7 separate regions of the Homo sapiens genome follow, and all the other regions are linked to region 1. A link is a loop called in an ENCODE intact Hi-C map of the cell type or tissue named here. Cell type or tissue: IMR-90. All regions are shown on one strand. Region 1 has its middle 46 kb from the start of PARVA. Region 2 has its middle 94 kb from the start of BMAL1. Region 3 overlaps PARVA (parvin alpha). Region 4 overlaps TEAD1 (TEA domain transcription factor 1). Region 5 has its middle 26 kb from the start of LINC00958. Region 6 overlaps TEAD1 (TEA domain transcription factor 1). Region 7 has its middle 120 kb from the start of BMAL1.

Region 1 (4,000 bases):
TAGAAGACTTAAGAGTAGGCAACATTATTTTATTACTGATTTTTAAAGAAATGCTTCTATTTAACAGTGATGTTTGCCGCATGGTTTTGGAAAATATGTTTCAATTAAGAAAGTTCTATTCTGTTCTATTGCTTTTTTTTTTTGCTAAAAGTTTTTAGCAAATGGATGTTAAATTGTGTCAAATGATTTTCCTTCTTCTATTGAAAAGACCATAAGATTTTCCTCTTTAATTTTTCAATATGGTAGTTGTAAAATCACCCTTAGATTGCCAGATTTAAAAACTAACGGGATTAAGTGTTTGTTATATTCTTTTATCTTTTTGAATCTTTGCTGTATCTGTGGTTGCATCTGCCCTTTCCATTTCTTCTTTATTTCTGTCTTCTGTCTTATTTTTAAAAAACAACTTGCAAGGGTCAGCTTTAGTCTCTCATTAATACGTTTGTTCAATATTTGGCTTGCAATGAGGCCATGGACTTCCTACAGAGTGGCCAGTGAAGCTGGAAACAGAGGTGAATATACAGCAAGCGGACTGTCGGTATTTGTTGAGTGAGCCAGTCTTCCATAGACTAGGAGTGTCCCTGTACATCTTTGCTGAGTGAGCCAAACTGCAAGGCCCTACCATCCTCTGAACCTTAGCCATTCCTCTAACTAGTCAGGTAGAGAATTCCAAGAAGGGGGTCAGGATACTACTGTGTGACTACTGCACAACTACTTGCTTCCTGGGAAAGGGGAATTGGCTCATTTACTGCTTGCTATAAAAGCTGCTGAGTCCTTTTCCTGGGGCTCCCTAGCTATGGGACAACTCACTGCACGCACAGGTGCCATCTGGGCTCATCATGTCACACCATGGGACTTGGGAACAGGGCAACTTGGGCTACCGAGCTGATGTTCCTGCTGTTTGCTATGCTGTGAATAATAAACTCTCTTGCTCTGATGTACTGACTTTTGTTGTTTACTTTTTGCACCTACATAGTTGTGGCAAACAACCCAAGTTCCTTGCATGCTTAATCATCCACTTTGAAGTCTTATTACTCCTGACCATTATCTATAAGGTTGGTGTCCTTTTCTGACAATATCCCATTATATTATGTGACAAAATAATATTATCTGTGTTTCTGTGTTCATGGCTACCTGTATTTAGAGAGACTCCTTTAGAATCACAGAAGATCTCAACCCTTCCCCTGCTCTGCTGACTTATGAATGCACAGCAACCAGCCATGTCTAATGATGGATGAAAGGGTACAACCTTTAACTCACTGCCTTCAAGTACCTTTTGAGAACAAATAGTTATGGAAGGAAACCTAAAGAATATCTATTTCCTAAAACCCATTCCCAAATTGTGGCAGAGTGTCAGAGAGGCATGCCTCAAAACCCATAGTCTGCTATCTTTGTTGAACAGCTTTTATTGCATTACTGTTTTTTGGGGGCGGTGGTGGCGGGGGTGTGGGAGTGATAACAATGAGTCCTCATTGAGATCCTTGTTTGGATCAGGCATGCAAAATTCATGTATTACAAATATTTAGAGAAACCGGCTTAAATCTCTTGTAGGGAGTATAGTTACAAATGAATGTGAATGGATGAACAAACAAATAAATACAATTTGAGAAGTCATTGACCATCCAGCTGTGTTTTATAATAATAGGGACATAAAAGAAAAGAGAAGGAATATTTTTGGATACCTATTTTATTTCAGGCCCTTTTGTGGGTGCTTTACTAACATTATTTCACTTCATCTTTTCTTCATACCACCTCTGTGAGGTTGGTATTATTCATTCAATTTTACAGATGAGAAAATTTCGCAGAAAAGTAAATAATTGTATAAGGACTACATTGGGATTCAAACTCAGGAGTGTCTGATTCTAATGCCTGTGCTCTGTCCAGGACACCTCACTGTACATTATCCAGGAATTTTTATTCCTCGGGTCCTCAGCAGCAGTGAAAACCATGGAGTGTAAGCTCAGCTACCTCCCCGGTCCTGGAGAGGCTTTCGCTAGCATTTCTCACATAATGTGTGCTCCTGCTGCCACCTGCTGGCACTTTGTGCATCCTAATTTTTCTTGGTAAACCCCTCAATCTCCGGGAAGAAGAAACCATCTGGCTCCAAAAAAGGCAAGAAGCTCCATGCAGACAACTAGCTGGTAAATCTTCCCCAAAGCTGGTAAAGCTATAAGGGAATAATTATTCTCATCGACCTCCCCTGGGGAGAAATCCTTTCTCTTTCGAAGTTACTCAGTTTTCATCAGATTCCAGGTATTGAAAGAAAGCCCAGATTGTGTTATCCAGACCATTTAAATTTGAATGGTGGTCTCTTGCTAGACTGGGGTATTCCATGCCCCTAGTATGTAACACTGATCATCATATTGACAAGCAACAAGCCAGTAGGTAACAGTGCCTCAACCAATAAGAGTCTAAGTGGCTGCAGAGCTGGGCTTGGCCTCTTTCCAGAAGGTGGTAGGGCCCCCAGGAATCAGGTTACTGCATATCCTGGTCCTTCACCTGGGCAGCTAGGACCAAGAGGGGACTCTCTTACCTCTGTCAAAGACATCACACACACAGACACACACATACAGACACACACACACACACACACACACACACACACTCTCTCTCTCTCTCTCTGTCTCTCTCTCTCTCTCTCTCTACCCCTCTCTCTGTCTCTCTCTCTCTCTGTCTGTCTCTCCCTCTCTCTCTCTCTCTGTCTCTCTCTCTCTCTCTCCACGTCCTGCAAAACATAATGATTTGTCATCTGGGGTGGATTATTAGATTTTTGTTTTCCTTTGTTTCCCTTTCCTTGACAAAATGGGGAAAAACCCTTCCCGGGGGCGGGAGAGCTTATTTCTGACTGCTGTAAAAAAAGAAAGCAGGAATTGTTGTCACGACAATGAGGAGCTCATCAAAGCCTCATTTTGCTCATCAGCCATCATTGCCCTCCATCCCGCACCCCCGCATGTTCCTCTAATTCAATGCCCGCCTAATGAATAACTCCCAGAACAAAAGCCCCTTTCAGGCTGCCTACATAATTATCAGAGGAGCCTTGCATAACTGTCGCAGACTACTCATGTTTTCAGGTCTGTCTCTAAATTTGGTTATTCACAACCTTTATAGCTCAATATTATTGCCTAACTGTGATCATTTTCTAATTATCCTAATAATACCTATTAAATAATTCCCATTAAATCACTTGAACCGGAGCAGCACAGGCCAGCTCAAATACAACTTAACCTAATAAGCGTTGGTCATTCATTAAGCAACAGGGCAATCTCTTAAAGGGACTGAATAGAATATTAAACCACCAAGGAATATTATTATTGCACAAATGTTATTACAAGTTAGAGTATATTAATTTTGGTGGCTGGTCTGCAAAACTTCCATTTGGTTGCTTTTGAGGCCACTCTCCCGTCTTGACTCTTTTAGTCTCCAGCCCCTTGTTGATCTGCATCTGTCACCCACACAAGGACAATCATGGGAAAAAGGCCCATAAACTTAACAGGGGAATTAAATTACCAAGGATATAAAGGGAATGAATGGAATCCATCTTCTGTCTGGCTTGGCACACCTCCGAAACATCACAAGCTGGCCAGATTTCTTTTGCTATAACTCAAACTAGCTCTCTCTTTTCTTTTTTTTTTTTTTTTTTTTTCATATTTGGGGATGAGGAAGATTTTCAGAAGATGCTTTACAATTTTGGTTTCTATCATTTAAATTTCAAGCAGTAAAAATTAGACAAATTCTTTAAAAGAAGATGTGTGTGGATACTTAGTAATATTTTGTAAAATGATATGAGTAGTGTTTACTAAATGCCTACAACCTAGGCAATACTCCGGTAGAGACTTTGCCTATCAACACTTCTAATTCTCAAAATGACCTGATAATATGGGGATTATTATCTTCACTTTTCAGATAAAAAATCTAGGACCAGAGAGGTTAAGTGATTTTCCCAGGACTATTCAGCCTAAGCGGAGTGGAATAGAATTTGAACACAGGGCTTATTGGCTTATTG
Region 2 (4,000 bases), 850 kb before region 1:
GCAGGTTGTTTGTTTTCCTGAATCTCCTTCACCAGGTAATGTGTGTGCTGTCTCCTTTGACTGATGGCCACAGCTCCATTCCAACCTCCCTCTCTTGCAGCTATTCTCCTTGGGTTCTGGTAACCTCTCCCTTCTTGTGTTCCTTCAGGCCTAAGGGTGGTAATGGCTTCTTTTCCTTGTGAGCCCCAGGTGTGTCACCATGCCTTCTGGTTTCCATTAACCCTTATAAATAATTCCTTTCCTAATCACTGTTTATTTAACCTGTCGGATGAGCATAACATCTGTTCTTTCCCATACTAGTCAGGGTTCTCTAGAGGGACAGAACTAATGGAATATATACATGTTTATTAAGTTTTTACTCACATGATCACAAGGTCCCACAATAGGCTGTCTATAGGCTGAGGAGCAATGAAAGCCGGTTTGAGTCACCAAACTGAAGAACTTGGAGTCTGATGTTTGAGGGCAGGAAGCATCCAGCACAGGAGGAAGTTGTAGGCTGGGAGGCTAGGCCAGTCTCTCTTTTCACATTTTTCTGCTTGCTTATATTCTAGCCACTCTGGCAGCTGATTAGATTGTGCCTAACCAGATTAAGGGTGGTTCTGCCTTTCCCAGCCCACTGACTCAAATGTTAATCTCCTTTGGCAAAGCCCTCACAGACACACCCAGGATCAGTACTTTGTATTCATCAATCCAATCAAGTTGACACTCAGTATTAACCATCACAGACCCTAAACAACCCAACCTATTGCCTTCTTGCTTACTAGGTTTGGCTGGGCCTGGAGACTGGGCCAGATTTAAAACCAGAGGTAGAAAAGCAAGAGAGGGATCAGATAGTGACCTAGACAGAGAATTTGCTCTATTGAGGGTCATACTGTCAAAAGGCCTGGCCCATGAGTCCTCAGTGCCTGTTCTCAATCGCCCACCTGTTCCCTACTCCCCACCCTCCTGCTCCCATACTGCTGCCTCCACCCCAGGCCAAGGGAGCTCCAGCAGTGGCTTGGAGCTGGAGAAGTCCTGCTGTCCCTGCCCAGCAGATGTGTGTGAGTGAAGGGGTTGGGGGGTGGAGGAGGAACCTATGACACAAAAGAATCTCCTGGTTTCACCACAAGAAGGACTATATGCTCCTAAGGTCTAGGTTGAAATCTGGAGTGGGATTTCCCCAGAAATGTTTTTACATTTACTTCCATCATCACAACACGATTGTTTAGATACATGAGTGAAGAATGGCATTCAATGATGAATGAATTTTATGGGTTGGCTGGACCTAACATTGTTTCTATGGTGAAATGTTTCAAATACATAGCAACCAAATCCCCAAGATGAGAAAATGTCTTCATTTACTAGGTGAAGAAAGACACATATAACCCACGCCCCTGCCATTTGAACTGACGCCACGTGGGAACCTCAGCATTCCTGAATCTTGTAGAAGCTGCCCTTGCCCTTCTTTCACGTCTTCCATTTTGAGGAGACTAAACCTGCTCTCCTTTGGCAGCCGAGGGTGTTTGGAAGTGACTCATGTAGGGAACCCACTGGTTACCCAGTAGCATGAGCACATCAGTCAAACGATTAGACCCCTGCCTCATATGTAGACCAATGACCCTGGAAATTGTTCTGTCAGACTCCTTCCAGTTCTCTGACAATCTGATAGGTGCTGGGAACACACTGCCTGGAGGTGAGTTGTTTACTTGGTTTAAGTGGTTCAGCTGAAGATTTCAACAGAGCTCTGCTGAGTTCGTACGGCAATACCAGTAGCCAGTGTTTAAACATTCATACCCCATGAAGCCAGACGATATCCAGAAATGGCACAGCTTGGAGATGCATCTTACCGAGATCACTGAGCTGCTGTGGCCTGAAAGCCCATTTAACTAGGAAGAATTATATGCAACAAAAAGCACGTTTACAAAGTCTGAAGGCTTCCTTGAGTTAGCATTTGAATGGTTGTCTTTTCTTTCATATGTGTTCTGACAAACTTTATGTTTGACTAGGTGTCTCTGTGGCTTTCTGAAATGATAATGAGTGTCAATAAATATATGGCTATATCTACATTTTAAAGTGTCAGAATAGAAGCAAATTGGAGCCAATGTGACATGGAATAAAGACTATATGAGCTTTATCACTGGACAGACCAGGTTACAATCCAGGAGCTTTGACTTATCAGCTGTGTGTCCTCGACATAGTTACTTAGCCTCCCTGAGCATGTGTCCTTAGATGTGAAATAGGAATAAGGGCACTTTATTGCCTTGTGGAGCTGTAGTAAGTGTCAACCTGGGATCAAACATTTATACATCTACTAGTTGCCTGGCATATTGAAGGTGCTCAGTAAATTGTAGATAAAAATATTTAGGATCTCATCTCATCTGAAACAGAATAAATCTGTGGATACTGGCTGCATTTACTATGAGGAATGATAGAGGGCAGACTTTACAAAGTTATGTATAAAATACATCGTCTTTCATTTTGACTTCCAAGAGGGTAGTGAGAATTCCATAAATGACTTTCTTAAATGTTTTGGCTGAAAGATGCCTCTGTCGCTACTTTTAATTTCTTTGCAGAAACTGGGGGTTTCCTGTTAGGCAAGAATTCCAGAGAAGGATATTGGGCAATGTTTAATTGACAACTTTCATCACCATGTACATGCCTGGTCCCCCAGATAATGGTGGAGCATTTTTGGCAGGTTTCTGACCACCTCTATACCTGTCATAGATTTGCTGATAAGTAGAGGAAATGAAAGATGCTGAATTTTCCTGACATCATTTCAAATTGCATCATTTGAAAACAGTATGAAGTGTATGACTAGAAGCATTACGGAATACAGAAAATCAACTTGCAGCTAACTGGCAATCAGGTTACCTCTAAATTAATGGTGGATTGGGCTGAGTGTGAATTCCATTCCACCACGAAAGAATGAATGGACATTCAATAAATATTTGTGGAACTCTGAAGACGTCCTGAAATGTAAACATTTGTTCTAGTTTACACTGCCACCTGCAGTCTTTGGGGGAACCAGCCTCACTGAATCTCCACAGCATTAAGTGTTATTTATCACTGCTTGACATTTTCAATAATTTAGAGATAAAAAACGGTATGTCTAAGTTGCTTTAGCTAGAATTTTTTGCTTACTGAAGATTTCCTACCTGTGGACTTCAACATTTTTATTTTTTAAATGAATTTATGATTATATCTTTGGCTCATTTTTCTATTTGAATCCTGACAATGTTTTTCTTAACTTCTATAATGGGCTTTTTGAAAATCATTGGTATCATCCTTTACAAAATGTAAGTGATACAGTTTTGTTAGTCTATGATTTCCTTGGCAGAGACCATAGAACATGGCAAACACTGAAAAATGTGTATTGAATTATGTTCTTTTAAGTAATCTTATATTTAAAAATACTTTTAAAAATATAAAAGAACTATGTACTTATTATTTTCAAAAAAATAAATATGTAGGCAGAGTAGAAGGATCCCCACTCAAAGGCAATCACTGTAGTTGTTACCAGGTACTTTTAATTTATTTTAATACCTGAATACTGTTCCTGCAAGTTATATTCTTATTTACCGATTTTCCAGTGCGTTCTCAGTTAGTTTTCAATTTTGCTCTATCATATACTGTTGTTACAAGAACAAAACACTAAATTATAAATATTTGTATTTACAATTGTATTGCAGTCTTCAAACCATGTGATCAACCACCTCCCTCCCACAACACACACACACGCACGCACGCGCACACACACACACACACACACACATATATATATAGTCTAAGAACAGCAAGTCCAGGGGAAGAGATTTTTGCTCTGCTGACTTGGGGGGAGTAGAAGACGTTATGAATGGCTGAAGGTAAAAGAATTGTTTACTAAGAAGGTAGTTGGGTTTGCCCAGAGGGAACACATATCAGAGGAATAGGTTATGGGATAGAGAAGATGAGAGAGTTGCACTTTTGGAAGAGAGAGAGAGATGATTAAAGAGGATTTTAACGAAGTTTTGATGTATAAGCC
Region 3 (4,000 bases), 180 kb before region 1:
ATAATGAATAATTCTCATGAGATCCCATGGGTTTATCAGGATTTCCTCTTTTGCTTCTTCCTCATTTTCTCTGCCACCACCATGTAAGAAGAGCCTTTTGCCTCCTGCCATGATTCTGAGGCCTCCCCGGCCATGTGGAACTGTAAGTCCAGTTAAACCATTTTTCACCATTTTTCATTCCCAGTTTTGGGTATGTCTTTATCAGAAGTGTGGAAAAAAAACTCATACAGTGACTTTGGGCAAGCTAATGAACCTTTCTGGGCACCAGGTCTCTCATCTCTAAAATGAAGATAATTATGGTAAATACTTAAATCAGATGTTGTGATTATTAAATGATTTAATATCTAGAAATATTTTAGCATAATTCCTAGTATGTAGTAAATGCTCAAAACACTTTTTTCCAAATACACTTTTGGTTCTCATAATGATTATTATATTGGTTTATCCATCAGCACACCTGTCACCCACTAAGTGAGCACTTGCAAGTAGTGCACTGGAAAGAATAATGAACTTGGAGTTAAGTGCTGGATAAACCAAGGGCACAGTCTCCTTCCTCACCCTTGGGCTGTGGGGTTTTAGGGGGTGTAATCATGGCTTCATGTGTTTACTATCAATATCAATAGATAGGAAAGTGTCCCATAAATTGTACTGTGTTGTCATTATTAGGACATTGCATCCATGTTTATGTCTTTGTGGCAGAGAGAGGGACCATAGAAAGCATAACATGCATCCGAGAGATTGTTCAATAATCTGAAACTTCACACTCCCTGGTTTGGGAGTTTCTCCCAGGCCATGCTCCTCTCTGCTCTGTCGTCTTCTTTCCCAGAGGTGAAATAGTGGGCACAGGCAAGCCCAGCATAGGGGAGGGGTGGTGGGCGGTGGGACAGTGAGGAATTCTCCTTTCCCAACAGGCCTGGCTCCTCCCATCCCTCACAGAACCAAGGCCAAGGTGTGCCCTATAGATCAGTTGACCCTTCAGCTACCAAGACTGGCCTCTGAGGTGATACAGAGGCTGCTTGATGGGGTCTCTATAGGCCATAAACAGGGCATCTTGGGAAAGGCCACTTTACATCTCTGGCCCCTAGTCTCGGCCTGGAATGCCCACGCCCCTTAGTCCTTGTTAAGCCATGTACACAATGTGATCTAGACGGGCAGTGCCCCAGACTCCTGTCAGTCATGGCTGGGCAGAGGGCAGGAACCTCCTAGAGACTGGATGGGCTTGGCAGGTACGGGTCAGCTGTGCTGGAGAAAAGATGGAACAGCAGCTACAGAGGGCAAGGGAACGAAGTCACAGCTGTGACCACAGTAAATCTTTCCTACCTCTCTGGGTGGGGCAACTGAGGTCAGAGAGGTTAAGGGACTCACCTGGTGAGTAAGTGGCAGAGCCTGTATTTGAACTCAAGTTGGGTTGGCTTAGCAGCCTCTGCTCTTTGCACTATGCTGCTCTTGTTCAAGGGGGACTCAGAGAAAAGTCTGGGGAGCAGGGAATGCTGAAAGCTAACTGCCTGACTTTGCATGGGGCCAGGGTGCAGTTCTCGGGATCACAAACTCACCCCACACTATGAATTTTTTTTCTGCTTGAGGAGAAAACTCCTGTTCCCCATGGCAAAATTTTGATAGGTTCTGATATCCCAATTTCTAAAAATAAATGAAAAAAAAAAAAAAAAAACCACCCCAAACCAAAAGACAAATCTAAGGTAGAGAGGCTTTCTGGGTCATGGCACATGCCCAAATCAGATTCAGAAAAGGAAGAAAAACGTCCTTTTGAAGGTTAACAATTTAAATTCAACCCAGTGTTTATGGCATGACGATTTCATGCTGGGTTGGCTTTTTTTGGGCACACTTTTTCCTGGAGTGGCACAAAATTAGAAGTTTTCAATCACTGCTAATTCCGTCTCCCTACTTCCCCACCCAAGTTTGTACCTTAAGCATTGAGAGGCATGTTTTGAATGCATGGAAAAGGCTAAACTATAATCATTGGCTGAAGTCTAATCCCTCCTGCAATCCCAATAAATGAAAACTAAATATCAGCAAATGGATGAATTTCAGAGAAACATCTGTGTTCCATTACAGAATCGCTGGCAACAATGGTGTTGACATACTCTGTGTTACCAGTTATTTCCTCTTGGATTTGCCGAGACTGGAGGATTCCTTCTCGTTTCTGAAATGGGGGTGGGGAAAGGGGTTGGGAGGAGAAGAGAAAACTATGCTTTAGAAAAATACAGAAACACTGATGAGCATTCCTGATAATGAGAAAGTTACTGGTGTTTAAGAAATGCACCCAAGATAAGATAATGCTGGAAGTGAAAGGAGGTCCTGATTTTCAGGGACTGGACTGAACCATTAGGACGCAAGTGCAATTAGTGTTTAGTCCAAACAAGTAGGCTGTTTCTTGGATGGTGAATCTTTCCTTTCTTTATTGGAAGACATGCTGCTGGAAGCAAACTGTTTGCCTCCTGGAGTAATCCACAATAAACCAAATGGAAATGAAGGCCAGGGTGTGTCTGCCCTCCAGCTGGGGCCACAGAGGGAAGCTGAGAAACACATTTAACTGGGGGGCTGGGTGGAGGAACTGAGGCCAACTAGGAATTCAGACAAGAGGCAGAGGGTTTTTTTTTTTGGTTTTTTTTTTTTTTTTTTTTTTTAACTGATAAATATGGGAGCTTTTAAATAAGTAGTAAGTCCTCACTCAGGTAACTAGCTTATTCTCTGAGAAAAGGTTAAGCATGTTAGAAACTCGTCCGTCCGTCCGTCCATCCATCCATCCATCCATCTGTCCACACTTCTCCCATCAACTTATCCTCTTTCTTGTTTATTTCATTAATCAGTGCCCTCTATGTACAAGGCCCTGTGCTGGAGTTAGAACAAATACTATGGAGTATATGATATAGTTTCTGCCCTTGAGGAGCTAAAGTCAATCGGGATAGAAGAAGTAGACACCTGAGAATGGTTTCCCCAAAACAGTCCTGGTTTATCCCTGATGTCCCAGCATATTAGTAAGATTCCCTTTCATCTCAAAAGTGTTATGAATAATAGATTACGTGGTCACCCTCGGCAGAAAGTGCTGAATGCAGGCCAGGAGCAAGCACTTTTAGCTAGAATGGTCAGAGAAACCTTCCAAGGGGAGGGGGCCCTGGAGCTGGACACTGAGAAGGGGTTATTTCAATGGGAGGAATGGCCCCAGCCAAGAGGCAGAGGCAGGACGCACAAATGTGTTCCAGAGGCCATCCAGGGGAGGGCAGCTGCCATCAGTCAGGGGGCAGCTCTGAGTGCCAGTTTGGAGGGTTTAAAAAGCACTGTGTGGGCATGGGAGCTGACGAAGGAGGTAATGTTGGGGTGCAGGAAGACTTTCTGATGGGTGTGAGGAGGGAGATTCATTCTACTACGTCCCTCCACCACCAGCACCAGACACCTGGAGGATGCTGTGACATAGCAAGCGATTGACCAAGCAAATGCATCTTCCCCAAGGCTGAGATGAGCGTGAAGAAGGAAGGAGCCTCTGAACTTGGGTGGCTCATCTGAGCCCTGCCTTCTCGAGCCTCCTGCCCAAAGTTCCACAGAACCCAGAGTCCTTGCAAAATACTTTTACAGAAGAAAGGAAGAACTGGATAAGACCAAGAGTCTATCTGGCTTAGATTAAGAATGGACTAATCAAAACAAAAAAGGAGGTAAAAGAAAAAAAAAAATCTATCATTTAAAGAGGACCAGGTGAAGATAAATCAGGACTTCTTTCCACATGCAGTTTCAACACAGGCTGTGTTTTCATGTGGGGTTAATGGAATCTGTGTCCTTGTCCTGCATGGCCATTCATAGACGTAAAACCTCATCTCCAACTTTCTGCAAAATTAAATGCTTCTGCATAGAATGGAAAAGAAATCTGGGTTCAATAACCCCTCACACAGCATCCTGATTCACCTCCACCCATTATTTGTTCCCTAAAGAGTTCTCCCTGTGGTTCAGTCTGTGACTCACCACCAATTCTGAGTCTTGCTTCTGTGCC
Region 4 (4,000 bases), 360 kb before region 1:
GGCAGGCTCAGAAAATAAAATAATCTGCCATCTATAGGAAATATCTGTTCAGTGTAAAGGTTAAGTGAGGCCCCTTCCTTACAAAAGCCACTGGGTTTTTCATAAAGTAACCCCAAAGAGTCCATCAGTCTGGGTCCATTTCACTTAAGGCAACAAACATTCCTCACAGATCATGGGCTGTGCTCTGTGTGGTTGCTAATAGGATAATCTGTTACAGGAGGCTTACAAATCCATTTACATTGATTTTAATTAATTAATCAATCCCTGGCCCCGAACAACTTGGTCTAGAGACGATAAGCAATTCAAGATTCAGTCTCTAATCCCAGCCTGAAATCTACATGAAAAAGAAGTTAACTGTCAGATCAATGAAGGACAAATAAAAATAACTGGATTTGTACCTCTCTTAACATAAGGAAAAATCTCCTCCAAGTTTAGACAGTGACTATTTACATGTTAATGAGAGTAATATATTTTCACAGTGATTTCCAAAGAAACTCACCTAAGACTAAGGAGTTTTTGTACCAGCCTGAAATCTGGAGAACCACAGCCAGAAATTATGACTCTCAGTCAAGCCTCTAAAATCAAAATGAGCCCGACTTTCTCAACAGCTTATCAGAGCCTTTTAGTGAGGCCTGAAGTTGAACAGAAAATTACCCAAACACAAAATACAAACGACAAGTAAGAACGAAGTGGCCCTCGCCAGCCTGGCTGTGCGCTGAATTAGCCACACTTGATTAAAAAGCCAGGCAAACTTTTGCATTTGCTTTTATTTTATTCTTTACAAAGGCTGAAATAGAATTTGACCTTTCTGAGCTATTGCCAGCTATGAATTGGAAACAAGCTCAATTTAAAAGGTAGCATCAATATCTAACTGCTCATCATCTCAAATTTTTTTCCATCTTCCTCAGTGTCTTTTCACAGGGTTTGTCTACCCATGCTATTTTTAGACTTCTATCAGAACTTCCAATGACTCCATATAAACCTACAGTAGGGGGGAGAAGGGTCTCATTTCAGTCCCATTTTCTCAAATCCCACGCTAGCTAACACCAATTAGCGTAGAAAAAGAAGGTAAGAGTTGGTAAATGAAAATGAGTCACACTCAATTTTAATTTTTCTCAAGATTGAAAAAGCTCATAAATTCACAAGTAAAGCACAAAGCAACAGTGAGTCCCAACTTCACACAGAAACACCAACCCAACTCTGCTCTGACTTGGGTACGTACACAAAGTGGGCACTGCTCATAAAGGAGAAAAATAAATACGAGTCACAGCAGACCCAACATTGGGAGACAACTTCGTGTTTCTCCCTTACTCTTTAAAATATTTAATAAAACAGTTATAAAACTGATTCTGAAGTCAGGAAGACTGGCGTGAAACACTGCAAAAGGAAAAAAAAAAAAAGAGGACCCTGTATATAAGGAAGTAAACTGCAAGTAAAAGCAAGAGACAGGCCAGAGCTTGGCAGGCTGGCGAGTGTGTTAGTTTGTTCTCTCGTCTCTCTCCCCTCTCTCTCTTTTTTCTCTCCTTTCTCTCAAGTGAAGAACAAACAAAGAGTCGATACTTCAACTATACATATGGAATCCAGAGCTTTCTGCCTAGTGTCGGCTTGCATGTCCCCTAGTTTTAGGATTCACTGGAACACTAAAGCCCCTTGAAACATTTGCCATGTGTTTGCTGGGGCACTTCCCCGGACTCAGCCTGCCGCCTTTCCTGGCTGAGTTGTGCCGGGCCGCACAGCAGAGCAGGGTGTGCCAACGCAGCCTGACATTCAGATCAAGACCACAAATTATAAACAGTTTCAGTAAATTGACTCAAGTGCCTTTGTTCCTCAGACATACATCTTCCTACCGCTTACAAAGGCAGGCAGCAGAACCTAACCACCAACGCGGCTATAGCCAGGACTGGGAAAGGAAGTTATTGAAGCCTGGATTTCCTGCCTTTGCTTGTAGCCAAGAACTATGAGGCTTGTAGTGGTTTCAGGAACTGACTCATCTCATGATTCATGGATAAGATACTGCTTTTAATATGTTTCTGACCCTAAGATTCAGGAAAATCAAAACCAGTCTGAACCTATGCTTCACTCTTATTTGCAAATGAATATTCACAGCAAAATAAACAGGAGGACAACGGTTACCGAAACAATGAAAACATCATGCCAGTGGCAGGAAAAGTGGAATGCAGGCATCACATGGGAAGCCGTCATCAAAGCTTAATCCATGGGCTGCGACTTAACAGCGTTTCAACTTCCCAAAAGTGGATAACAGGTGGGATAAGGTTTATTTTTAGATGTCATTCCCCTAGATGTAAAAATAGATTTAGCACAGCAATATTTTAATTCAGGCCCATCTGGGGTTGTGACTCTAAATATCCAGGATGTACAGAAGCATGTAGCTTAAGATTTAACTGTTCCAGTTGCAAACCAGAGTTCAGAGTGAGCAGACCAATGATTAATGGGTAATAAAGGACTCGCATTGGAACTCATTCTCTTAAATCATCCTCTGCTAGAAGGCTGAAATTCTGTATTTCCACCCATGTGCTGACTGGCCTTCTCTGTCCTTTACTGTGCGCATGCACACACGCACACACACATGTGCACACAGCCCAGGACTTAAAAGCGAAGTTCTTTAAAAGTACTAAGCACCAGGGGCTCGCACCTCTGGCTGCTTTCCATGATGTTCCCTGTGGATTTATTCATCACAAAGAGGTCCCCACTAGAAAAAACTTTTAAAGCCTCCCTCATTCATGGATTGTTGGGTTCTCCCCACTATCCCCACACAAGACATTAAGCACAGGACCAGTAGGGGTGGTTTTCAAAAGCCTTTATGGGTTTCAACACAGCCCAGTTGCACAGAAGGAAAAGGGGGAAAAGAACACAAAAAACACAGGCTGTTCTGTGGGGTGGGGGTGGAGGAAGCAGTAAGAACAGTTGACCAGGCAAGGCCAAAGTGCAGGGGCCGGCTGGCAGGCGCTGCATGGCTGGGCTCCTCCAGCAGATTTACTGACATGACGTCAGTGGCTCCAGTCCAGCTTTTTCTTTGGTAGCTTTTACCACTTGCCTCCTGAAGCCTCCACTATGTTAGGGAGCCACAGGACCATAATGAAAATTCCCTTTGTGAAACTGAGTTTACCGCGGGGCACAGAAGCCTGCCTTGTGAATTACGGGGCTCTTCCCCCTACTCTCAGTGCCCACGGAGGAAAGCGGGGGCGGGGGGGAAATAAACCCCTACAATACTGTACTTTCCTTTAATACAGAGGAACCATTACATTAAGCTTGCGGCTTTAAAAAGAAAAAAAAGCCGGGGTGGTGGGTGAGGGGCATTAAATGTGTATCCAAAATTTCCCAGGCCAGGATGCTGGTTAACTTCTCAGTGGTGTGGAGAATGATGATAATTTCAGGACTATTCACTTGTGCCGTCATGAGACTGTGTTGGCTGCACTGTGAACGCATACAGCTTTGTTTCACCAACAAAACAAAAAAGTATTACTGAAGCTAAAACTGTAGGTCTGAATGGAAACTCTGAAGAAAGCATTAGAGCGTGTCTTTAAAATGAGCCCTGCTTTGCTGGGGGGACTGGGGGGTGGTTGGCCTAAGTGCATAGTCTATGATGCACCAACATGGGCATAAAACAATTTCCAAGAAGCAAAGACAGAAATTATAATACTAAAAATAAGTTTAATAGCAGACTTGTTAAATAAAAAACACTCATCTTAGACTTGCAGGCCTACTACTATAGGCCCGCAGCACTAAAACAATAGCTATGTTACAACTAGGGATCCAATGCATAAATCTATCTAAAACTACAAATCTTTAACTTATTTAAGCTTATAAAAATAATAGACTAGTGATAAATTCTTTAAATGACTAGGACATTAAATACATTCTATTTTAAACACTTTGGAGAAGAAGTACAAAGCTTAATTCAATCAATATTTATTGAAACAGATGAGTACAAACGTACCCAACAATACCATCGAAATACAGCTTGCAGCCTGAATGGCTC
Region 5 (4,000 bases), 630 kb before region 1:
TTTGCCTGATGACAGATGCAATCCCAGATCACAGGCATTTGGTGCATGAGAGCTTTTCTGTTTACAGGTGTCCACTGTGCCTTGGAGAGGGCTGGGGCACCGCCCTAGGGATTGTTATTTCAGACAAGAACTTCACCCTACAAAGTAAAGGCAAGACAAAATGTCATTGTCCCTTTTATGCATCACAGAGGCACATTGGACTTGTAGAAGGAGCATACCTTTTAGACACTAGGTGGACTAGGTAAAACCTGGATTTGAATCCAGCTTTTTCTACTTCACAGTTGTATGACCTAGGACAAGTTACATCAAGTACATTTTTGAGTCCAGTTTCCTCATCAGGGAAATGCAGATAAAAATACAGACTTTGTTAAGGTACCGTAAGGATTAGAGGTGATATATGGAAGACCCCATGCAGGGAAGACCCCCTGGAAGACTCTTTGTAGTTGATCTAGATATTATCAGGAGCAGCGTGGGACATGCGGCACTGCACATGCTGGCCACTAGCTTGCACAGCAGGTCCTCAAATAATGTCATGTTTTTGTTTTTGTTTTTCTGAGACAGGGTCTTGCTCTGTCACCCAGGCTGGAGTGCAGTGACACAATGCTGGCTCAACCTCCTGGGCTCAAGAGATCCTTCCACCTCGGCCTCCTGAGTAGCTGGGATCACAGGTACACACCACCATGCCCAGCTAATTTTTAAATTTTTTGTGGAGATGGGGGTCTCACTGCGTTGCCCAGCCTACACCATTTCATTAGAACATGGATAAGAAAAAAAAAATCCATGCCTTCTGGGGCCACACTCTGTGTGGAGTCTGTACTCTCTCTCCATGTCTGCATAGGTTTTCTCCAGGCACTACCACTTCCTCCCACATCCCAGCGATGTGCACATTAGGAGAACTGGTGTGTCTACATGGTCCCAGTCGGAGCGAGCGTGGGTGTGGGTGAGTGCGCCCTGTGAGGGAATGGCATCCTATCCAGGGCTGGGTCCCACCTTGTGCCCTGAGCTGCCAGGAGGGGCTTCGAGCACTCATTACCCTGAACTGGAATTACTAAGTAAATAATGATCTTGTTTTTATTCATCAAATGCATGTATAGCTCACATTTATTTCAGTGTTTAGTATTAGAAGTGTTTTGAGTCTTTACCTAGAAGTTTGCTGATGTTTTTGTGACCTGAAATATACTGTAGGAACTCAACTCTAGTTTATAGCCATTAGCCTGTAGTAAAATTGGTTTCCCTTTAAGTTGTAGTTCCGAGAACCTAAGGACAACGTTAACTTACTGTACTGTCAAGGTCAAAGGAACTGCTCTGTTTCAGAATGGATGGTTGGACTCCACAAGGGCAGAAAATGCCACACAGCACATCACCTGAAGTGGTGCTCAGAGTGTCGGGTTTCTGGTTTTCAATTATTAAAAACACGCAAACAACTAATACCACCCTCCTCCCACCCCTCTCACCCCACGTGGATAAAGCCAGGTTCAAACCCCTGGGTCGTCCTGGGTGAGGAGCCCTCAAATGGCAGTTTGCTGCCCTCTGCTGTCCATATCGAGAAGTCCTGGGGGGGATGCTTTGGGCAGCACCGCCAGCCTTAACAATCCAAGGAGCTTGGGCGCCCAAGAGGGAGGGAGTACCAGGAAAAGCCACATAGTCGGAGGGGTCTGGCGAAAAAATGAAAATGTGGGACAACTTCTTAAAAACAGTGAGAGTTTCAAGACAGCGAACAGAGTATTAAGCTAAGCTGTGGACATTTGTGAGGGTGGGGCCTGTGCCACTATCTCCCACACTCTGAAGCTGGCCTCATTATTCCCTGCTCCTGACATTGCACGTCAGGGCTATGACAGAGTCTCAGTGGTTCCTGAAGAGTCTAAGTTTAGGAGAATATGTGGGGAGAGGAGTTGCAGGTAAGGTTCTCCCTAATATGCCAGGCTGAGGGGAATCAGTTTCTCTTGGCTATAATGTAGTGGTACTGAAAGTCTAATTTTTTTTTTTTTTGAGACAGAGTCTTGCTCTGTCACCAGGTTGGAGTGCAGTGGCGCAATCTCGGCTCACTGCAAGCTCCACCTCCCAGGTTCACGCCATTCTCCTGCCTCAGCCTCCCAAGTAGCTGGGACCACAGGCGCCCACCACCACGCCCGGCTAATTTTTTTGTATTTTTAGTAGAGACAGGGTTTCACCGTGTTAGCTAGGATGGTCTCGATCTCCTGACCTCGTGATCCGCCTGCCTTGGCCTCCCAAAGTGCTGGGATTATAGGCGTGAGCCACCGCGCCGGGCCAAAAGTCTAATCTTTTTTCCACTTCCTTGCTATTGGAGTTTGAGAAAGAAAAAAACAAAAAAACAAACAAACAAAAAAACAGGACTCCTTGTCCCAGCCTTGGGAACCAATTCAGACTCAGGGAGTCAGACAGATGGAGATTAAAATATCACCTGCATTACAGAACAGACTACTCTGGAGGACAGAGCTTGGCAATGATGAGCATGCTAAAATGCACTCCCCAGTTCCACCAGGAGAGATCCACGCAAATGAGAGTGTGGGCCGACTGCTGTCACCCACTAGTTAGCTAACTCAGCACACTTCCATCGGGAGGATTAAGGAGCAGAGCAAGACGCCAGGAGGATTTAGAGAAAAAGCCCTCTGTGTGGAAACCAGAGCAGTGGGGGGCCAGTGTCCCCCCGATATTATTCAGGGGCTAACTAGGAAGATAGACACCACTCCAAGTAGTTACAACAAAGGGAATCTGATGCAGGGAATTGGTGGAGGTGCTGGGAAGAGAAATCCCAAGATTCTCAGGAATACAAAGTCACTGCCATTCTTAGGATGAAGGAGTGAAGGGGTAAGGTGCTGTTCCCAGATCCCCCAGCCAGATCACTGGCAGGAGCCAGAACCTGTGAGGGTCCCTCTGGCAGGAGCTGGAGCTATGAAGGAAAAAGAGCCACTGCTGGATATGCCACCTGAGATGGAGAGAGACGGGATGAGACCCTAACTTCTCCCTTCTTCCCACCCTGTTTCCTACCAGAACCTTCCACTGGCCACTCAGCGAAAGGCAGCTGATTCAGCACCTGGAGAAGACCGGCAACAGGGCTGAGTTTCCTTGCACTGCAGAGGAGGGGAGAGGCAAGGAGTGGACATGAGCACGGAGGATCCAGGGCACTCCCTTGATGGTGATGCCCTCGAAGGGCTGCCCCGTGCCCATTGTACAGAATGTGGATTCCACCCCACGCCATGAGAGCTCTCGCGCAGGCCCAGACCACTTTATAAGCCATATTTCCCACCAATTCCTGTTTCTGGATCTGTCAGGTTATTTCATATTTCTAGGCCCTTAGCTTTGCTTCCTCTTCCCTGAACGCCCTTTGCCCACATCATCCCAGCTCTCCTTCTCCTCCTGCCTTCTGTCTTCTCTTCCTCTCATTTCTTGTCACCCAGGCTGGAGTCCAGTGGCGTGATCACGGCTCACTACAGCCTTGAACTCCCGGGCTCAGGTGATCCTCCCACCTGAGCCTCCCGAGTAGCTGGGACTACAGATGCACACCACCATGCCAGCTAATTTTTAAAACTGTTTTTAGGGATGGGGTCATCTTCCTGTGTTGCCCAGGCTTGTCTCAAACTCCTGGGCTCAAGTGATCCTCTCACCTCAGCCTTCCAAAGTGCTGGGATTACAGGCATGAGCCACAACATCCAGCCCCTTTTCTCTTTTCTTACCCTTCTTTCCTATTTTCTTTTCCATTTTCTTTCCCTCCCTTCTTCTTTCTTTCCTAACTATTAAGGAGTAGATTGAATTCAAGGTCTTTATGTGTGTCAGTTTTTGTTTTCCAACAAATATTTCTTAAAAACCAACCATTGAAACGTAATGGTAACCACTGGCCCCTGTCTCCACCTCCACACCTAAGAAGCCCCAAATCCAGATGTGTCCATTAAAATCAGTCCAGATCTTCTTTACCAAGCCACTAGATGTCATATTAATTTCACAGCAGAATAGGGAAGCCCATGCCGGAGCTGAAAACCTG
Region 6 (4,000 bases), 450 kb before region 1:
GTATAGTTTGACTTCTCCCTTCCCAATCTGAGTAATTTTTATTTCATTTCCTTGTACAATTGCTCTTACTCCAGTATAATATTGAAGGGAAGGAGTAAAAGCAGACATCCTTGTCTCGCTCCTGATCTTAGAAGGAAAGCATTCAGTCTTTTACTATTACATACATTTGCTTAGATTTTTCACAGATGCCCTTTAGCAGGTGAGAGGCTCTCTTCTAATCCTAGTTTGCTGATTATTTACATCATGAAGGATTTTGTGAAATCCTTTTTCTGTATCTGTTGAGATAAAAATGTGGTTTTTTCTTCACTCTATTGATATGGTGTGTTACGTTAATTGATTTTCAGATGTTAAACTGACCTTGCATTCCTGGGATAAATCCCACTTGGTCACTGTATATTAACCTTTTTATATGTTGCTGAATGGGTTCATATTTTGTGGAGGAGTTTTATATCTATATTCATAAGGGATATTAGTTATTTTCTCATGATATCTTTGTCTGATTTAGCTGTCAGGGTAATAGTGCTCTCAAAGAATGAACTGGGTATTCTAAGTATTTTAATGTATTATCTAATTTAATCTTCACACTGAAGTTGTGAGATGGGGTGCCAATATTGGTCCCATTGACCAGATGAGGATATGGAGGTTTAGCAATATTAGTCATGGTTACACAGCCAGTGAAGTGGCAAAGCCAGGATTTAAACCCCAACAACCCTTATTCCCAACCCTGTGCCCTTTACCACCACCAATGAAGAACTTACTCCCATAGGCTAATAAGCCCCTTATAAATCAGCCAATGAGCTAACCAGATTTTGTATCCTGGAAACTCACCCTAACTCAACACCCTTCTGAACTCTACAGTGAGAGTTTACTTAGTTCATTGCTCCCGGTAACTGTATCATTCAAGATCAACAATGTCATCTTAGAATAATCAGTGGTGGAAGTGATTTTCAGACAACTAAAACTAAACCCACAGTCGATCTGAAAAAAGTAACATTTACACACACACACACCCCTACCACTTAGAAACATCTCAAATAAGCTTACAAACATATTATGTCCAGTATACACCAGGGAAAAGAAATGGTCAAAGACTAACTTTTCTAGGATTATGCTTTACTACTGTGAACAAATTACTCTAGTTCACAACATCTCAGGTGTAAGATCAATATGGTTATGATGGAAAAGTGTAAACAGGGGAGTGGGGTCTTGCAAATGACTTAATTCTCCTAAGTTTTGTTTCACCAGGTGGTTTCTCAAGATAAAACAATCTAACAGAAAACATCCTGGTCTCTGTGCTTCAGTTTCTTATTTATGAAATCAAAATTCTTGCCCTTGTTGTTTCATTAAAATGTTGTAAATGTCATAAAAATGCCAAGAATGTAGGAAAGAAAACTCTTGAGAGGCACAAGATGGAATTTTATTACCAACAACTTTCACTAATTCAAACATTTTTTGGGGGCCTAATGTGTGCCAGGGACCATACTGGAGGCTGAGCAGCACTGGCCCTTGAAGAGTTCTCAGTGGGTACAGACCCACAGAAACAGAGCCTGACAGTGCTTACTACAGTTTAAAAAAAAAAAAAAAAAAAAAGAGTCTGATGAGGCCTTTAATGGACAGTTAAAAGTCATGTGCTTTGGAAACATAAGAGAGGGAAAAATTAGCTCTGCCTGTGGAGATTAAGGAAGGCTTCAGAGAGGATGGAGTGTTTTTTAACGACCAGTAGGAGTTTACAAAGCAAAAAACAGGATGAACGGTATCCCAGACACCAGGAAAGCCCATTCTTTCTTTTCTATTGTTTACCTGGAACCAAAACTCTCTTCCACCCTAGCCAGGCAGCAGTAAGAACATCCAGGACTGGAGCCAGGATAGGAACCCCAGAGCCTGAGCTCTTAACCACTACTTTCATGATTAAATATAATCAACGATTACAATCAAATGAGAATCTGACCCAGGGCAACTTACTAAACCTCTCTAGGCCATGGTTTCCTCATCTGTAATGTAAGATAATAGTAGCTATTCATAAGACTTGTTAGAAGGTTTAAATGGGTTAATGCTAAGTGTTCAGAACAGTACCTGGCACATTGCAAGCATAAATATTCATTATTGCAAAAATTCATTGCAAGAACAAATATTCATTATTATTATTTTGACTGTCACATCACCTGCCCTGGTCAGTCCAGGCCTTACTAAGATTCATACATTTCAAAAGGTCCCTATCACAATGCGTATGTTCAACCCACTTGACAATTCCCTTCACCTAACAACTGTTTGTGGTTGCTGTCTAAGGACATATGGGGACTGAGAGAATGCTTCCTAATACACATGGTTTACAATCCAAGTAACCTAAATAGCATCTTTCATAATCAGGATCATATCACCATTGCATTTTGTGTGTTGCTGTGAGACAGAAAATACAAGGGCACATCTTAGTACAGAGATTGCAGTAACAGTTGAATAAACATGCAATCCGATACCTCACATCTGGCATGTCATCATCCCCAATATTTTACTGACAATCAAATATGTTTAAGGCTGTGGCTACTTTATAGGTACAAATGTCCTTATCAGGACATTATCATGCACCAAACCTCTCTCAATAAAAGCTGTCATAAACAACAATCTCTTCTAAGCGGTCATGGAAGCTACTGTGTTTGTAATAGAACCATTCATCTAAGAGACAGTTGCCAAAGCCCGTCTCAACAAAATATCGGGCAAGTCACAGAGCACAGAGGCAGACCCAGGGAAGAGGGTAGGCATACAGTGAGCAATTGGGACCTTTGTAAATGGCCAAAAAAACTCAGCTTATTAACATATGTTAAATATTACCCCAGAAGCTGTAAAACTTTGGGGTGACAAATATTTCCCCCAAAGGCGGGGGGACTACAATGCAATAAAGAAAAAATTTTTTAAACAAATTAAACATCCTGGGCAGCAGGTTTCGCTATCACACCTTTAAGACTGTGTTCTAAAAGGCTAAGAGGGAGAGGAGAGTACATTGACACAAGAACAAACTTTAAAAAAAAATAAGGCTGGGTGCGGTGGTTCACGCCTGTAATCCTAGCACTTTGGGAGTCCAAGGCAGGAGGATCACCTGAGGTCGGGAGTTAGAGACCAGCCTGGCCAACACAGTGAAACCCCATCTCTACTAAAATACAAAATTAGCCGAGCATGGTGGTGCATGCCTGTAATCCCAGCCACTGCGGAGGCTGAGGCAGGAGAATCACTTGAACCCGGGAGGTGGAGGTTGCAGTGAGATGGTGCCATTGCACTCCAGCCTGGGCAACAAAAGCAAAACTCCATCTCAAAAATAATAATAATGATAATAATAATAATAATAATAATAATAATAATAATAATAATAAATATCCAAATGGGCTTTGAAGAACAAATTTGATTTTATTATTTAGCTAGAACTGAAACATGAGGAAAGGGAAGGTAGGCAGACAGAATTATCTGCAGGGTATGCATAGCAGGTCACTATCAAGCCGATCAAACACATTCGGATTGCAAGTTTATTTTATTATAATTAAAAATTATAATTAAATGAGAATCTGTAGCACACTGTAAAGTACCCAGTGTTTTTGTTCTCTAAAATCTACCCACCTCTGTCCAAAGGCAGCACAAATACAAGATTACTTGCCAGGAATCTATTACAAAGGATAACATGGCCATCAAAAACATTACTGGCAGAGAGAAGCCCCCAACCCTCTAGGAATAAACCACGTCTACTCTCATGTACAAGCTGAACGAAAAATACTCAGCAGAGATGTGGATCCCGTTCATTCTATTTGCGGTGTGAGCCTATGCACATTCAAGGAATGGATGTGGACGTCTTCCTTTCTCTCTCCCATCACCATCTTACCATAATACATGAATGTTGGAATTATGCGTCTCTGAGCTGGGCCAGCTGACTGACACACTCAAGTGGCCAGGGCACCTGTTGAAGTCCCGGACCAATGTCCTAAAACCTATAATAAGAATGCCCTGTTCTCCTCCCCCG
Region 7 (4,000 bases), 820 kb before region 1:
TAGCCAGGTATAGTGGTGCTTTCCTGTACTTCTGGCTACTCAGGAGGCTGAGGTGGGAGGCTCACTTAAGCCTGGGAGGTGGAGGTTGCAGTGAACTGAGACTGCCCTCCAGCCTGGTAACAGAGTGAGACCCTCTGTCTCAGAAAAAAAAAAAGAAAAGAAAATCACAGTGAGATACCATCTCACATCAGTCAGAATTACTATTATTAAAAAATCTAAAAATAACAGATGTTGGTGAGGTTGTGAAGAAAAAGGAACACTTATACACTGTTGATGGAGTGTAAATTAGTTCAACCAATGTGGACAACAGTGTGGCAATTCCTTAGAGACCTAAAAACAGAAATACCATTCAACCCAGCAATCCCATTACTGGGTATATATCCAAAGGAATATAAATAATTCTACCATAAAGATACATGCACACATATATTCATTGTAGCACTATTTACAATAGCAAAGACATGGAATCAACCTAAATGCCCATCAATGGTAGACTGGATAAAGAAAATGTGATACATATAAATCATGGAATACTATGCAGCCATGAAAAAGAACGAGATCATATCCTTTGCAGGAACATGGATGGAACTGGAGGCCCTTATTTACAGCAAAGTAATGCAGGAACAGAAAACCAAATACTGCATTTTCTCACTTATAAGTGGAAGCTAAATGATGAGAACACATGGACACATAGAGGTGAACAACACACAGTGGACCCTATTGGAGGTTGGAGATTGGAAGGAGGGAGAGGATCAGGAAAAATAACTAATAGGTACTAGGCTTAATACCTGGGTGATGAAATAATCTGTACTACAAATCTCCATGACACAAGTTTACATATATAACAAATCTGCACGTGTACCCCTGAACTTAAAATGAAAGTTAAAAGAAAGAAAGATTAAGTAACTTTCCCAAGTTCATATATAGTTACTGACAGGGACATGATTAGAACCCGGATCTCCTGACTCCGAAGTCAAAGTGTTTTGTACCACCCAATAGCCCCAAATCTATTATTCCATTATTATATGTAGGTTATTTTCCTTGAAAATGCATTAGCTGTGTTATTATGGCCCTATCACACAAAACTAGAGAATCACCATGTAAATTGTACCCATTGAATTGCAGCACATAGGCTAAAAATTGACCTTAGTTTCATTTAAAGACTTAGAGATTCAACATTCATGCTGCTTTCTAAGTCTTGTAGGACATATCTAAGAAACATCAGTTCCAGCCGGGATCCCCACAGGACTCTGACAATTATGCCAATTACTCAAAGGATGTAACCTCACCCTGTTCAAGTGCAAGTCTCCTAAAAGCCCCGTGACTTAGGCTCATCATTTGTAAAATAGGAAGGAAAATAACCTCTTCCTTGCTCCCCTCATAAGGTTATTGTAAGAATTCAATGAAGCAATATATGTAAATTTCTTTGCAAACCTCTAAGTGCCTTGCTCATAGAAGATGCTATTGTTATTGCTGCATTTTTTTAATCCAGTGTCTGCTTATTTCTATTCTTGTGTTTTTATCTCCTATTTTTACAAACAGGATGTTGGACTTTATCGAAAGCCATTCAGGCATTCATTGAGATGATTATCTAACTCTTCTTATATAACAGGCATTTTTCAGGTAGAATCAGCTCTAGGGTAAGAATTTTAAAAAATTAAAAAGAGGGAAAAAGCAATCTTTTACACCATGCAAAGCTCTCACCTAAGTGTTTAGCTTACACACGTTGCATAACAAGTCTGTAAGGGTAAAATCTATATCTCCGTGTTAGATGTAGGAGATAAGAAAAACAAACCTGAGGTCATTCCTTTACAATAGGATTTGACTTTAAGCTTCCTCAGTATAGTAAAATTACTCAGCACAGTACATGGCTCAGAAAATGTTCAATGAATGAAGACTTTCAAATACTGCCCTGATGCATCTATTGGTGATTATCAGGACCACCCCACCACCATATTGGATGGGCCTTTGGAATCAGATATTTGGAAAGCAGCCATAGGAGGGAGGCTTACAAATCCTTACTTCTCAGCATGGAGCATGGTGGAAAGATGTTCTCTCATAGAGATTCAGATTTATATTAAGTCTGTTGTTGCTGACTTTTTCCTGTATTATGGATGATATTGGGAGCAGAATTTCCTGATGATGACCATTTGACATTTTATTAGAACATCCAGAAAATGCAATGGTCACTAGGAGGCAGCATGGATTAACTAAGAACCAAATTGCTTGGGGGCAGGATTATAAGATGTGTAGATTAAGAAAATATCAAAACAGCATTATAAATAATGTATTTTTAAAAATTAATGATGTTTTAAAGAACATATTTTAATTGTAATTAATGTATTTATTTTTGATGCCTCAACAGCTTTATTAAGTGCTTTTTTTTCTTTTTTTTTTTTGAGAAGAGTCTCGCTCTGTCACTCAGGCTGAAGTGCAGTGGCACGATTTCAGCTAACTACAACCTCCGCCTCCTGGGTTCAAGCGATTCTCGTGCCTCAGCCTCACAGGTAGCTGGGATTACAGGCATGTACCACCATGCCCAGCTAATTTTTTTTCCTTTTTTTTTTTTTTTTTTTTAAGTAGAGATGGGGTTTCACCATGTTGGCGAGGCTGGTCTCAAACTCTTGACCTCAAGTGAGTCACCTGCTTTGGCCTTCCAAAGTGCTAGGATTAGAGGCATGAGCCACTGCACCCGGCCTATTAAGTCCTTCGTTCTGTGGATGACAGGACCTCATCGCTGAAGAGCTGGAAAAGAAGCCAGGAAGTTGTGCTCTCAGTACAACTAAAGGGGTACAGAGGTGCTCTGAATTTCTTAGGACCCTCATTCCATCCATCCTAAGCATGGGCATGATATATTGCCAATTTTTGTTCATGGTATCTAGCTGCTTTATCTCATCTGGGCTAAAGGTGAAGTCATAAAATATTTTGAGCCAGATGGAGAAAACGGGTCTCGACATAGTTAGGAAATTTTGAACAACTGGTTGAAAATTATACCCTCCCAAATATTGATCAAGTGGCATGATCCTTGACCCTGTCCTATGTGGTGGTTTTATTCATGCTTTTGTCAAAAGTTGATGATGTACTTATCAAATTTAGAGATGTTGTAAAGCTAGAAGGAATAGAGACCATGGTCTGTGATAGAATAAACCAGCACTTTGTGTATTTCTCAGCACATAATAGTGCTCAATAAATGGCTGATGAGTTTTGATAATTGACTAATTGCTTAGAACCAATGAGTGGAAGTTACAGAGACATGTATTTGAGCCCCAATAAGGGCTAATATTAGCCTTGCTAAACACTGAAAAGTGATGAATCATAAAACAATAAGTTCTCCTTTTTGCAAAGGTGTGAAAGCAGGGTATATTTAACATATGACCCTCCAGCAGGAGATCTTGGAGTAGAGGGCAGTGCCAAGGCTCTGCCCAGATCTCCCTGCATCCTCTTTACCATCTCAAATGTTGTTTCCAACTTCTGTGTTCTTGTGCCAATGATGCAGTTGTGGGGACCCCAGTTCCCTTACCTTGAGTTTGGATAAACTCTAAGATGTAATTTATCTCCCCTGAGGCTCCCCTGTGGCATCAAACTGACTCTGTGACTTGGTCTCAAGTCTCTCCCTGATCGAGCCTCTTTTCTTTCCTTTTTCTGCTTCTCTGGTTCTCTTACCGGTTTCTCCTGGGAGTGCTTCTTTAATATAACCCTTGCACACAAAAGCTTGACTCAGGGTCTGTTTCTAAAGCAGCTGACCTGCTGGGCATGGTGGCTCACACCTATCCCAGCACTTTGGGAGGCTGAGGTGGGAGAATCACTTGAGCCCAGGTGTTCAAGACCAGCCTGGGCAGTATAGGAAGACCCCATCTCTATAAGAAAATGTAAAAATTAGCCCAGTATGGTGGCATGTGCCTATAGTCTCAGCTACTCAGGAGGCTGAGCTGGGAGGATCACTTGATCCTGGGAGGTTGAGGCGGCAGTGAGCTGTGATCACGCCATTGCACTCCGGCCT

The links. Hi-C counts contacts between places; a loop is a spot of excess contacts. Peaks named below come from ENCODE experiments on the same cell type or tissue, not always from the same donor. Only the 100,000 strongest peaks of a DNase experiment are listed, where the experiment ranks them.
Region 2: it touches region 1 in a loop (15-fold over the local background); 12 of 110 quality-filtered maps call a loop at or near these places.
Region 3: a loop joins it to region 1, with 3 times the contacts of the local background. A loop is called at or near these places in 21 of 110 quality-filtered maps.
Region 4: a loop joins it to region 1, with 3 times the contacts of the local background. A loop is called at or near these places in 3 of 110 quality-filtered maps.
Region 5: a loop joins it to region 1, with 4 times the contacts of the local background. A loop is called at or near these places in 18 of 110 quality-filtered maps.
Region 6: a loop joins it to region 1, with 2.1 times the contacts of the local background. A loop is called at or near these places in 3 of 110 quality-filtered maps.
Region 7: a loop joins it to region 1, with 21 times the contacts of the local background. A loop is called at or near these places in 5 of 110 quality-filtered maps.

The regions. Positions count from the first base shown.
Region 1 is chr11:12,329,503-12,333,502 of GRCh38, reverse strand. It overlaps a transcript of MICAL2 not described here. Among named protein-coding and RNA genes, the nearest start is that of PARVA, 46 kb to the left of the region's middle. RefSeq lists an enhancer at 2,532-3,033. In IMR-90, a CTCF peak has its summit at 2,025 (motif pointing left); a DNase peak (open chromatin) is centred at 2,002; H3K27ac peaks cover 213 bases.
Region 2 is chr11:13,182,183-13,186,182 of GRCh38, reverse strand. No RefSeq gene overlaps it. Among named protein-coding and RNA genes, the nearest start is that of BMAL1, 94 kb to the left of the region's middle. In IMR-90, CTCF peaks have their summits at 2,414 and 2,981 (motif pointing left); no DNase peak of the experiment used is centred here; H3K4me3 peaks cover 245 bases.
Region 3 is chr11:12,506,745-12,510,744 of GRCh38, reverse strand. PARVA (parvin alpha) reads right to left here. Exons shown (of 13, transcript NM_018222.5): 7 at 2,103-2,161. Among named protein-coding and RNA genes, the nearest start is that of PARVA, 130 kb to the right of the region's middle. In IMR-90, no CTCF peak of the experiment used is centred here; DNase peaks (open chromatin) are centred at 2,114 and 3,984; H3K27ac peaks cover 2,306 bases.
Region 4 is chr11:12,691,805-12,695,804 of GRCh38, reverse strand. The region is part of intron 2 of TEAD1 (TEA domain transcription factor 1); the gene reads right to left. Among named protein-coding and RNA genes, the nearest start is that of TEAD1, 19 kb to the right of the region's middle. RefSeq lists an enhancer at 1,198-2,397. In IMR-90, no CTCF peak of the experiment used is centred here; DNase peaks (open chromatin) are centred at 1,954 and 3,014; H3K4me3 peaks cover 400 bases; H3K27ac peaks cover 3,132 bases.
Region 5 is chr11:12,961,776-12,965,775 of GRCh38, reverse strand. No RefSeq gene overlaps it. Among named protein-coding and RNA genes, the nearest start is that of LINC00958, 26 kb to the left of the region's middle. RefSeq lists a silencer at 1,428-1,487. In IMR-90, CTCF peaks have their summits at 1,534 (motif pointing left) and 3,942; no DNase peak of the experiment used is centred here; H3K27me3 peaks cover 802 bases.
Region 6 is chr11:12,776,120-12,780,119 of GRCh38, reverse strand. All of the region lies in intron 3 of TEAD1 (TEA domain transcription factor 1), which reads right to left. Among named protein-coding and RNA genes, the nearest start is that of TEAD1, 100 kb to the right of the region's middle. In IMR-90, no CTCF peak of the experiment used is centred here; a DNase peak (open chromatin) is centred at 2,409; H3K27ac peaks cover 552 bases.
Region 7 is chr11:13,151,130-13,155,129 of GRCh38, reverse strand. No RefSeq gene overlaps it. Among named protein-coding and RNA genes, the nearest start is that of BMAL1, 120 kb to the left of the region's middle. In IMR-90, a CTCF peak has its summit at 2,197 (motif pointing right); no DNase peak of the experiment used is centred here; H3K27me3 peaks cover 761 bases.